Regions from separate parts of the Homo sapiens genome. Here all the other regions are linked to region 3. Evidence: chromatin contacts called from ENCODE Hi-C or POLR2A ChIA-PET data. All regions are on one chromosome and are shown on one strand. Each heading gives the region's core, a stretch centred on a gene start or an enhancer-like site at or near the end of the contact. The rest is flanking DNA. Distances are from core to core; before and after follow the strand shown. Region 1 holds the start of KLHL11 (kelch like family member 11). Region 2 holds the start of VPS25 (vacuolar protein sorting 25 homolog). Region 3 holds the start of STAT5A (signal transducer and activator of transcription 5A).

Evidence for each region. A loop is a pair of places that touch in the nucleus more often than their neighbours do. ChIA-PET counts read pairs that join two places held with the same protein, here RNA polymerase II (POLR2A). Pooled maps may share reads with other maps.
Region 1: a loop to region 3 is called in a pooled map, with 5 times the contacts of the local background. The contact joins the promoter of KLHL11 here to the promoter of STAT5A in region 3. A Hi-C loop is called at or near these places in 3 of 50 pooled maps. POLR2A ChIA-PET finds 5 or more read pairs at or near these places in 2 of 52 experiments (B cell and activated T-cell).
Region 2: a pooled map shows a loop between it and region 3 (2.9-fold over the local background). The contact joins the promoter of VPS25 here to the promoter of STAT5A in region 3. A Hi-C loop is called at or near these places in 1 of 50 pooled maps. POLR2A ChIA-PET finds 5 or more read pairs at or near these places in 3 of 52 experiments (GM12878, MCF 10A and activated naive CD4-positive, alpha-beta T cell).

The regions. Positions count from the first base shown.
Region 1 is chr17:41,863,727-41,867,333 of GRCh38, reverse strand. It overlaps KLHL11 (kelch like family member 11), which reads left to right and starts at 1,911. Exons shown (of 2, transcript NM_018143.3): 1 at 1,911-2,508. The coding sequence starts at 1,964. It overlaps ACLY (ATP citrate lyase), which reads left to right. Exons shown (of 29, transcript NM_001096.3): 29 at 1-416. RefSeq lists enhancers at 726-1,226, 1,227-1,727, 3,471-3,607 and a silencer at 1,761-1,950.
Region 2 is chr17:42,771,754-42,775,638 of GRCh38, reverse strand. It overlaps VPS25 (vacuolar protein sorting 25 homolog), which reads right to left and starts at 2,190. Exons shown (of 6, transcript NM_032353.4): 1 at 2,111-2,190; 2 at 1,761-1,906; 3 at 940-993; 4 at 170-258. The coding sequence starts at 2,163. RefSeq lists enhancers at 1-28, 1,468-2,015, 2,099-2,298.
Region 3 is chr17:42,286,781-42,290,456 of GRCh38, reverse strand. It overlaps STAT5A (signal transducer and activator of transcription 5A), which reads right to left and starts at 1,959. Exons shown (of 19, transcript NM_001288718.2): 1 at 1,859-1,959; 2 at 918-1,055; 3 at 435-591. The coding sequence starts at 1,045. It also overlaps a transcript of STAT5B not described here. RefSeq lists enhancers at 896-955, 2,402-2,902, 3,186-3,245 and silencers at 1,606-2,285, 2,306-2,385.

The sequences.
Region 1 (3,607 bases), core at 662-3,161, 420 kb after region 3:
AGAACATTGTATTAATCTGATTTTTAAAGATCTTTTTGTATGTTACGTGTTAAGGGCTTGTTTGGTATCCCACTGAAATGTTCTGTGTTGCAGACCAGAGTCTGTTTATGTCAGGGGGATGGGGCCATTGCATCCTTAGCCATTGTCACAAAATATGTGGAGTAGTAACTTAATATGTAAAGTTGTAACATACATACATTTAAAATGGAAATGCAGAAAGCTGTGAAATGTCTTGTGTCTTATGTTCTCTGTATTTATGCAGCTGATTTGTCTGTCTGTAACTGAAGTGTGGGTCCAAGGACTCCTAACTACTTTGCATCTGTAATCCACAAAGATTCTGGGCAGCTGCCACCTCAGTCTCTTCTCTGTATTATCATAGTCTGGTTTAAATAAACTATATAGTAACAATGAAGGCATACTGCTGGCTCCTGGCATCCATATCCTTTGATCTGTATTCCTTTGTAACTGTACTTTTTTCCAGACAGGGTATCACTCTGTCGCCCCAGGGCTGGAGTACAGTGGCACCATCACAGCTCACTGCAGCCTCCATCTCCTGGGCTCAAGCAGTCCTCCCACTCCAGCCTCCCAAGTAGCTGGGACTACAGGAGCATGCCACCACTCCAGGCTAACTTTTGTATTTTTTGTGGAGATAAGGTTCTGCTGTATTTCCCAGGCTCTTCTGGAACTCATGGACTCAAGCAATCCATCCTCCTTGGCCTCCCAAAGTGCTGTTACAGGCGTGAGCCACTGTGCCTGGCCTGGCCTGAACTGTACTAATAGTTTCAGTATATATGGTTTTAAAAATGCTCATCTACGGTCAGGCGTGGTGGCTCATGCCTGTAATCCCAGCACTTTGGGAGGCTGAGGCGGGTGGATCACGAGGTCAGCAGATCGAGACCATCCTGGCTAACACGGTGAAACCCCGTCTCTATTAAAAATACAAAAACTTAGCCAGGCATGGTGGCGGGCGCCTGTAGTCCCAGCTACTCCGGAGGCTGAGGCAGGAGAATGGCGTGAACCCGGGAGGCGGAGGTTGCAGTGAGCCGAGACCCGCGCCACTGCACTCCAGCCTGGGCGACAGAGCGAGACTCCGTCTCAAAAAAAAAAAAAAAAAAAAAATTAGCCTGGAGTGGTGGCGGGCGCCTGTAGTCCCAGCTACTCGGGAGGCTGAGGCACAAGAATCGCTTGAACCCGGGCGGCGGAGGTTGCAATAAGCGAAGAGCGCGCCACTGCACTCCAGCCTGGGCGACAGAGCGAGACTCCGTCTCAAAAAAAAAAAAAAAAAAAAAATTAGCCTGGAGTGGTGGCGGGCGCCTGTAGTCCCAGCTACTCGGGAGGCTGAGGCACAAGAATCGCTTGAACCCGGGCAGCGGAGGTTGCAATAAGCGAAGAGCGCGCCACTGCACTCCAGCCTGGGCGACAGAGCGAGACTCCGTCTCAAAAAAAAAAAAAACAAAAAACCCAAAACAAAACAAAAACAAAAAGAAACAAAAAAAAAAACGGATAACGAGTAACTCATTCATCCCTCATCCACTTAGCTGGGGCTAGATCTTATAAAAATCCTGTATTGCCACTCAAGGCTTTAACAACAGGTGATGGTCTAAGGTGGCTTTACTCGACAAAATGACTGCAGAGAGCATGCTACCCACTAAGGAAAGGAAGCGAGCCATACTCGCACCGACGCCCTGGGGGTAGGCCTGGGGCGAAGTCTTCTGGACTGGGCGACTGTTACTGACGGACCTCACCAAGGCAGGCAGAGCTGCTGGAGGCGAGGCGGCGCTGCTGGAGGCGAGGCGGCGCTGCTGGAGGCGAGGCGGCGCTGCTGGAGGCGAGGCGGCGCATGTGCGGCCGGCGGGCGACCTGGCCCCGCCCCGCGCGCACTATTTAATCCCAGAATCCCTCTGTGTCGTACCAACAGCCGCATCGTTCCGAGGCTGTGGAGGCCGGGCGCAGCGGCGTCAAGATGGCGGCTGCGGCAGTGGCGGCGGCGGCGGCGGCGGCCGCGGCTGCATCTCTTCAGGTACTGGAGATGGAGAGCATGGAGACGGCCGCCGCCGGCTCGGCAGGACTGGCCGCCGAGGTCCGAGGCAGCGGCACGGTGGACTTCGGGCCTGGGCCGGGGATCTCTGCAATGGAGGCGAGCGGGGGCGATCCGGGCCCAGAAGCCGAGGATTTCGAGTGCAGCTCTCACTGCTCAGAGCTGTCCTGGCGGCAGAACGAGCAGCGGCGCCAGGGCCTCTTCTGCGACATTACCCTGTGCTTCGGCGGGGCTGGAGGCCGCGAGTTCCGGGCCCACCGCTCGGTACTGGCTGCCGCCACCGAGTACTTCACGCCCCTGCTCTCGGGCCAGTTTTCCGAGTCCCGCTCGGGACGGGTGGAGATGCGCAAGTGGAGCTCCGAGCCGGGGCCCGAACCCGACACAGTGGAAGCCGTAATCGAGTACATGTACACCGGGCGCATCCGCGTCAGCACGGGCAGCGTGCACGAGGTGCTGGAGTTGGCCGACAGGTAGGCGAGGGAGGCGGGAGCGCGGAGGGCGGCGGGCGCGGAGAGGGGGAGATGCTCGCTGGCGGAGGGGAGGGCAGTGCCTGCCACGGCAGCTCGCGAGTCCTGAGTGAATGCATTGGTTTCACACTCGCTGAGCGCCTGCTTGGGGGCAGCCACCGCGGTGGGCGAGGAGGATGCACCATCAGGTCCGGCGAGGGCGCCCCGCGCCCAAGGAGCTCAGATACTAGGTGATGGGACAAAAGTGATGAAAAGGAAAGTCAGTATGTGGTAACTGTTGTGCTGACGTTCAAAAGGAATGAAAGGCTAGGGATTGAATAAAGATCTTTCTGAAGAGGTGAAGTTTAGATCGACCTCTGAATGTCAAAAAATAACTGACCGTGCAAAGATGGGGAATGAATATTCCAGACAGCGCAAACGCCCTCAGGCAGGATCCAGTTTGGCTTAGAGAAGAGAATTAAAATATAGTCCAGTGAGGCTGGATCTAGTGGATGAAGGGGAGAAGGATGCGTGAGATGCGTTGGAATAAGGAGTTTGGATTTCACTAAGTGTGATAGGAAGCTGGGTAAAGAAATAGCTCATTTAAATATTTTAATATTATTCTGCCACTGTGTTAAACGGATTGTAGGGAGCAGGAATGCTCCAGAGACTGGTTAGAAGGCAGGTAATACCGTTTATAGAGATGGAGAGGCGTTTGTTTTGGCAATTATCATCTTACAGATACATTAACAAAAATGCCTATTGAGCGCCTATTACGCATCAGCTCAGATGCGGGATTCTAAGGTGCTAGGGTTTCAGCAGTGATCAAAACAGACAAAAGTCCTTTTCCTTATCGCACTTAGGTTGGTAGATGGACGGTAAATAAGTAAAATGTATAGCCTGTTGGATGATTGTTAAATGTATAGCCTGTTGGATGATTGTCATCACTGATGAAAAATAAAGCATGGGGGGAGTACATAGAAACTGCTGGGGGAGAGGAAGTGTTTTCCAAATTGGGTGGATAGAGAATGCCCTATGAAGAAGACGTTTTGCTAAGAACCGAAGGAGGTAAGGTAGACTGTGTCAGGTAGGGGACACAGGTACAGAGGCTCTGAGGTGGAGC
Region 2 (3,885 bases), core at 941-3,440, 480 kb before region 3:
ACATTGAGTCACTTAAAGAGGTTTCCCTAGAAGGCCTACACTTCCTCTTTCTGCCCCCTCCCCATTTTGCTCAGTCTGGATCTGGGAACACCGGCTATCTGCTAGGCCCTAATATAGTTAACCTTTTCCATGGGTCACTGTTGAATACTTGGCAGAATAATGATCTCACCCACTGATAGATGAGTTTCCCCCATTCTTCTGGCCTCCGCCACATGATCAGGAAGCTGGACTTGCTCTTATCCAACCACTCGAGGTTCCCTGTAAAACAGATACTTATGAAAGCATAACCAGGCGCGCAGTGGCTTACACTTTGGGAGGCCAAGGCGGGAGGACTGCTTGAGCCCAGGAGTTCGAAACTAGCCTGGGCAACATGATGAGACCCTACAGAAAATACAAAAAAATTCTCTCTATAGAAAATACAAAAAATTAGCCAGGTGTGTGGTGACACATGCCTGAGGTCTCAACTACTCAGGAGGCTGAGATGGGAGGATCACTTGAGCCTGGGAGTCGAGGCTGCAGTGAGATAGGACTGAGCCACTGCACTCCAGCCTGGATGACAGAGTGAGACCTTATCTCCCCACCCAAAAAAAAAGTATCATGAACTAAAAAGAAACAAAGAGGCAAAAAAATACCAAGGTGGGACAGAGTGGAAGAGACTCAGCTTTCAGAAAGAAAGATTCAATATTTATTTTACTATTATTATCTACAAGGCACTCATCCTTCTTCCACTTCTCTTCAGGTTTAGGGCACAGACAGAGATTTCAATTTTGTGTACAAAGAAGAAAGGACTTGGGAATTGGGCTGCCTACTTTACAGAAGACTCTGGCCTTCAAGCCAGGAGAGAGAAAAAGTTATTAAAGGGAAAAAGACTTATCCTAATTTGCCCTCAGGAAAACCCAACTAGGAAGAAAAATAAGGAATCTGGGGAACTGAACCCACCTTTCTTCCTCAGTTCCTCTAATACAATCTGGATCGACTCCACAGGAAGCTTTCCTGGTTTAAGGTTAAGGGAACGGCATACACATGAGTTGGGTAGGATAAAAATTTTCAGAGCCAGTCCCATGTTGAGAAACACCTGCCCCTTCCTCTCCCACACACATATGTGTGCAATTTCCCAACATGATATGAATTGGCATTTCCTGGATATTCAAAGGAGGAAGGTAAAGAGAAACTCTTCCAATTAAAAGGAGCTTTATGTGATTGTGCCACTGCATTCCAGCCTGAGCAAGAGAGGAAGACCCTGTCTCCAAAAAAAAAAAAAAAAAAGAAAGAAAGAAGCTTTAGAAAATGAAAGGTACTGTCATTCCTCACCCTCTGTCTGTTGCCTTCCTTCAGCCTTTCTCCACAGATATTTTAGGGATGAATCAGGCAGCAAAAACAAATGACCCTTACTTCCTGGCAGGAGGGGGGCAGAGAAAATAATTAAAGGTAGTTACCCAAGTCTGGGCCTCACACAGAAAAGGATGGAAGATACAAATAGTCAAAAGGGTTTAGGTTAAAAAACTTGGAACTTGGCTTCAGGGCAGAAATTCTAAGACCTTAATGACATCCGAGCAGTCATCACTGCCAAGAACAAGAGGGTATGGTACTGCATTTGCCAGGGGAAAATGTCAGCTACACATTTTCACTCTTTAAGTCCAGTTTGGGTGGGAATCTGCCTACCATGGGTAAAAGGGGGCTGGCGCGGGGGGGCGTCTGGGCATGTGTGAAAGCGCAGAAGTGCATGTGTATGGGCTGTGGAAGAGCCTGAGGGAGGATACGCTGTAGCTTGACGTTGTTGAAGAGCGGGCTCTCCTGAGCTTCCATCACCGTCATGCTGGACTGTTTGTGCAGGCGGCAGAAGGACAGGACCAGCGAGCACCAGGCGGCCAGCTGCTTCTGCCGAGTGTCCACATTCGGTTGTAACCTGCCGGGTGAAGGGAGTGGGGCGCAGAATTAGAGGGCGGGAGGCAGCACTTGCCCGGGACGCATTTCAGGAAGAAAGTAAGGGACTGAGGGTGTTGGCCGACGGGTCTTTTCTCCCCCTCCCCATATGAAGCATCAGGGCTGAGCCCAGGGTCCGGGGGAGGGGAGGGAGGCACAGCGGTGCTTCTTGGGGTCTGAGCCTCACGTAAAGAAGGGTGGGAAGCGATACTGCCACGGCCACTCGAAACTCATCGCCATCGTAGTAGCCCAGGAAACCCGGAAGCTACCGGCTAAGGACTTCCGGCCTTCGCTTCCGCACGTCCGGGCAGAAGGCAATGCAGAAAGGTTCCGGAAGCCTTTCTGGAAAGAGAGAGACCGGCAGGAGGAGTCCTCGTCATGACCCAGTCCCTCGCTGTTATCCTAAAAAGCCCTATCTTTTGGAGCAGGAAGAGTCCTGGGAAGTCTTCTGGTTCAACCCCAGAGAAAGGTCATGTCTTCCCCAAAGCGGCGAATTTTTGTTGCTGAAGTAGAACGGCAAATAAAGCCCAGATCTCCAGATCCCAGCCTACCTTTGTTTCCTCTATACTAGGCTTCTTTTAATATTAACATTTCTGTGAATTGCCATTTAATTTGATCAACTCACAATTACCCAAGCTCAATTCCAATGTCCTTTGTTTTATTTTTAATTTTTTATTTATTTATCTGTTTATTTATTTTTGAGAAAGGTCTCCCTTTGTTGCCCAGGCTGGAATACAGTGGCACAATCACAGCTCACTGCAGCCTCTACCTCCTGAGATCTGGCGACCGTCCGGCTTCAGCCTCCTGAGTAGCTGGGACTACAGGTGCACACCACCGCACCCAGTTATTAAATACATTTTGTTGTTGTTTTGGTACAGATGGGCGTCTCACCAAACTCCTGGGCTCAAGTGATCCTCCTGCCTCGACCTCCCAAAGTGCTGGGACTACAGGAGTGAGTTAACGCTCCCAGCAACCCGGCTAATATTTTCTAGAGATGGGCACTCACTATGTTGGCCCAGGTTGGTCTCAAACTCCTGGGCTCAAGCGATCTCCAGACCTCAGCCTCCCAAAGGGATAACAGGTGACCAACCCGGCCCTCCAATTTCCTTTGACTTCACCATTCCTCAGGCTCCTGCAGCACCCATGGGAGCACACTTTGTAGCTTGAATCACTAGAGACAGCCCTACTTCCATGATTCAGAGCTGCAGGCTTTGACCACAACCACCCATCTCTCACCTCTGCCATGACCTCGCCTTTCTTGTCTCAAGACCTAGGACCCCTTTTGGTTTTATCAGACTCCTTACCCAGCCTAAACTACTCAATTCTGTCCCCTTACCTACCTACCTACCTACAGGTCAGTTCCCAAACCAATGATCGTTGCTCCATTTCCCCCACCTCTTTTTTTCACTCCTGGGCTCTGGAGTATTGCTGGAAGAAAAATAACCAGAACATGTTTGCCAAGCCCTAGATTCCCTGACTAGCCTCACTACCGGGCTCTAAGGGCAGCTCTGTGATCCTTTGTCTTTTATTGACTCCGTCACCCTCAAGATAACTATTCAAACTTTTCCACATTCATCAAGGCACTCCACCTGTCCCCATGTCTCTGCTCTCTGCAGAACGCCTTTCATTCCTGCTTTATGAGATTGAGGCCATGCATGTGAACCCTTTAAGTTTTCCCTCTGTCTGTCTCTATACTTGATTCATCGCTCAAAAATTTCTCTCCACTTTTACTCCTTCTTTTTTTTTTTTTTTTTTTTTTTTTGAGACGGAGTCTTGCACTGTTGCCGGGTTGGAGTGCAGTGGCTTGATCTCAGCTCACTGCAACCTCTGCCTCCCTGGTTCAAGCGATTCTCCTGCCTCAGCCTCCCTAGAAGCTGGGATTACAGGCATGAGCTACCACACCCAGCTAATTTTTGTATTTTTAGTAGAGACGGGGTTTCACCATGTTGGTCAGGCTGGTCT
Region 3 (3,676 bases), core at 710-3,209:
TACATCTTATTTCTAAACCCTCAATTCAAAGCCCTTGTGTCCAGCTCTTGTCTCTGGGATGGCTCCTCTCTCACCTTTAAAAGACCCCAAGAGGGAGGTCTGGTGGCCTCATTTCTAGAGTCTGCTGGTCTTCCCTTCTCCAACATAGGAATCCTGACTCAGTCTCCCTCCATCCCTTCTGCTGCTTCCATAAGGCCAGTTCACCCATCTCTCTCTGTTGGCAACAAACACCTCCCACCCTTGCTTTGCAATATGCTAAAGAAATCCGACAGGTCGAATTTAGAAAGAGGGGGTGGGGGAAATCGAAGAAAAGTTCCCAATAAGTTCGTGGTCACATGGTGAGTCAGTGGCCAGGCCAGGAAAAAACCCAGGGGTTCTGATGCTGGAACAAGATGATGCTTCCTCCCCGTAGGTGGCCCAGAGCCTACACCCACCTGGAGCTGCGTGGCGTAGTGCCCCAGCTTGATCTTCAGTAAAAACCCATCTTCCCCCACCTGGTGCTCCGCCTTCTTCTGCAGCTCCTGCACCAGGCCCTCCAGGAGCTGGGTGGCTTGGGCTCTGTCCTGGGGATTGTCCAAGTCAATGGCATCCCTTGGGGCAGGGCAGAAGAGAAAAACCTACTGTGGCACCTCCTTGGGCAAGGAGGTCAGGGAGCTGGAATAAAGTGGAAACCCCAGGCTCATGACCGAGGGCACTCCAGGGCCCACAAGACTTGTTCCCAGCAGCTCCACAGACATCCGAGTCTAAAAACATTCTCTGTCCTCCCAGGCTTCCCCTTTCCCAGGGGCACCACCCCTTCCGCACAAAGAAGGACAGGCAGGACCAGAGTCACACCAAACCACCATGAGTAAAACTAGAGGCCAAAGGGCCTGGATGGTAGGGACCCTCTGAGGAGGGGCAGGGCGGGACGTGCCTACCATGGCTGGCTCTCAATCCACTGGGCCAAGTAGTGCCGGACCTCGATGGGGAAGTGCTGGCCGTACAGCACCTGCATCTGGCGCAGCGCGTCTCCCTGCAGCTGCTGGGCCTGGATCCAGCCCGCCATGGCCGTTCACCTAGGGCGAGCCGAGCGCTGAAGCGCTCTCCTCTGCAGAGGCCAAGGAACCGGGCCTGCCCCTGGCCTTGCCATGCCTACCTATCCCTGGACCGCGGCCAGGCCAGGCCCCTCCCCTCCCACAGATAGCTTTCCTGTGCGGGAACAGAGATGGTGAGGAGTGGAGGGCCGCCCATCCCCTCCAACAAGGAACCCGCTGAAGGGGAGGGGAAGGTGCTCTGCAGAGGCAGGTGCCCTCCCCGTCTTCCTCTCCCCTCGCCCCACCGGAGCTTCCCTAGTGAGGGGGACGGCCAGAAACTGAAAGAGAAACTTGACGGCGGGAGGCCCACAGGCCCCCTGGAGAGGGCTGCAAGGATCCCCCAGCCCACCTCGGGCCCGGTTTCTGGGAAGGGGAGATATTCCAACCCGAAGTTAGGCCAGCGCCACGACGGCTCCCACTCGACGGCTAGGGCTTTTCGGGCACGTGGCTGGGGCTGTTCAGGAGACAGGGCTGAGGACTTGGGCGCTCCCCTCTTCGGCTGCTCCCCCATCTGTGCACTAGTGCCTCCCCGGGTCCAGCCCGACAGGTGCTCCCTCTCCGAGGCGTGCCAGGACGGCGCCCTCCCTGGCCTCTGCCTTTCATCCCCGACCCCTGTCCCCACGTCCCCCCGTCCCTCGTCTGCGCTGGGCCAACTCCCTCGCAGTGCCGGGGACTGATCCCCGCGCTGCGCCCGGCCGTCGAGCTCCGGGTGCCGGAGGTGCCGGGGCGGCAGTAGAGTGTCCCCTCTCGGCGCGCCGCCGAGGACGCGCCACCGGGTCACCCACCTGGTGGGGCCGCACCGTCCGGCAGCCGGGCCGGCTCTGCGCCCCGCGGCTCTCGCTCCCGGCCGGGGTTCCTGGCGGCGGCGGCAGCGGCGGCTGTTACTACAGGAAGGAGCGGAGAGCAGCGATTTCCTCCTCAAAGGTCAGCTGCCTGCGATAGACCATACACAGCGCGCGAGCCCGCGCCAGCAGCCCTCCCAGCCCCGCTTGCTCCCTCCCTGCCTCGCCCTCAGTCGCCGGCTCCCCTGCAAGTGCGCAACAGCGGCGGCCGTTCCCGGCGGGCGGCGCCGGGCGTGGGGGCTGCCCCGACGGCGGGGTCCCCCGGGAGTCCCAGCAGGCCCTCGGCGGCGGCTCCCAGGGAGCGTCCCGGAACCGGGGCGGGTCAGAATAGCCGGGGGAATGTGGTTGTCGGGCGTTGCCGGGAAATCCCGGGCTCTGGAAATCCCAAACCTGGGCCTCAGTTTTCTCATCCGCAAAAAGGGAGGAGGGAAAAGTGGACCAATTGGCGACGCCTTCCAGCTCTGGCGCGTGTCATCTTTTGAGCCCCTAGATTAAAAAATAAATGTGTGGGGTGTGTGTGTGCACGCGCGTGTGTGCGCATGTGTGTCTTGGGGGCCACAGGTTTTGTGACCTCAGAGACAAAACTGTAGAGAGGGGAAGAACTGGGGATTCTAGTGAAGCCAAGATCACCCCCACCACCGCAGCACCTCCCTCCTTCTTTTACTCCGGCCATCTAAACTCAACCCTGACGGAGGAACTGGAAAGAATCTTGGCAGTCATGTGTTTCAGCCCTCCCCCTCTCCACAATTTTGCAGGTAAGAAATGGAAGTCCTGAGAGGGAAAGGGGCTTGCCCGGGGCCACCCAGGGCCACACAGTAGGCACGTGGCCTCACCAGCCGACTGTGATCCATAAACTAGCCAGCGCCCCCGTTCACCCAGCCTAGTTACTTATGAGGCTGGTTCTACCTTCAGAAAAGTCCAGGGAGGGACCGTCTTGAGTCCTCCTAACTTCGAAACTCTCTACAGGCCTTGCCACAGCAGTGAATATCCTGTCTAGAGCCTCAGTCCCCCTCTCCAAGAGGCCCCTTCCCACGAGGCCCAAGGGGTTTGGTAAGGTCGGGCTGGACGCCTTCCATCCCCTTTGCCCAGCTTCCCTCTCCTCTGGGCCTCCCCTCTGCCTGGCAGCGGGTTGGCAGCACCAGAGGAGGGGCCAGCCCAGCTGCCCACTCACAGCACAGCTGGGCCAAGACTGCATGTTCTGTTGGGGGGGGTGCATTCTCATCTGCCTCCCTCCCCAGCTGCTTCTCAGAGCTGCCCTTTTCTCTCCATTTCCACTCTCCTTTCTTGCCCCTTACTACCTCTCCCAGTTTCATTCTTTTAACTTCAGAGGAAAAAAAAAAAAAGAACTTCAAAGCTGCAGAAGCCAAAATGTCTGCGTTCTCCCCACCTTCTCTGTGTGGTCACAGTGTCTTAGTTGGCAGGATCACGAGGAAAGGAATTGAAAACTCTAAGGGGGTGCATGGAGGATGTAGGGAAGCCTTGCTTCCCAGATGCTCTGCAGGGGGCCCCAGGGAGGAGGAAGTATAGTCCCTCTCCTCTCCTTTCCCACTCTGAGCAATGGATTTGGCAGGGGAGGGTCAGACACAGAGCTAGGGGGTCAACTGGAATGAAAGCCAAGTGCCACAGCTGGAAGTGACCATAAAGATGATTTTACAAGTGGAAAAACAAAGGCCAGAGAGGGGAAGTGACTTTGCCACCGTCATGCAGCCTGTCGGTGGCTGGATACAAACCCATTGCCACATTTGGGTGGGTCCCACTTGG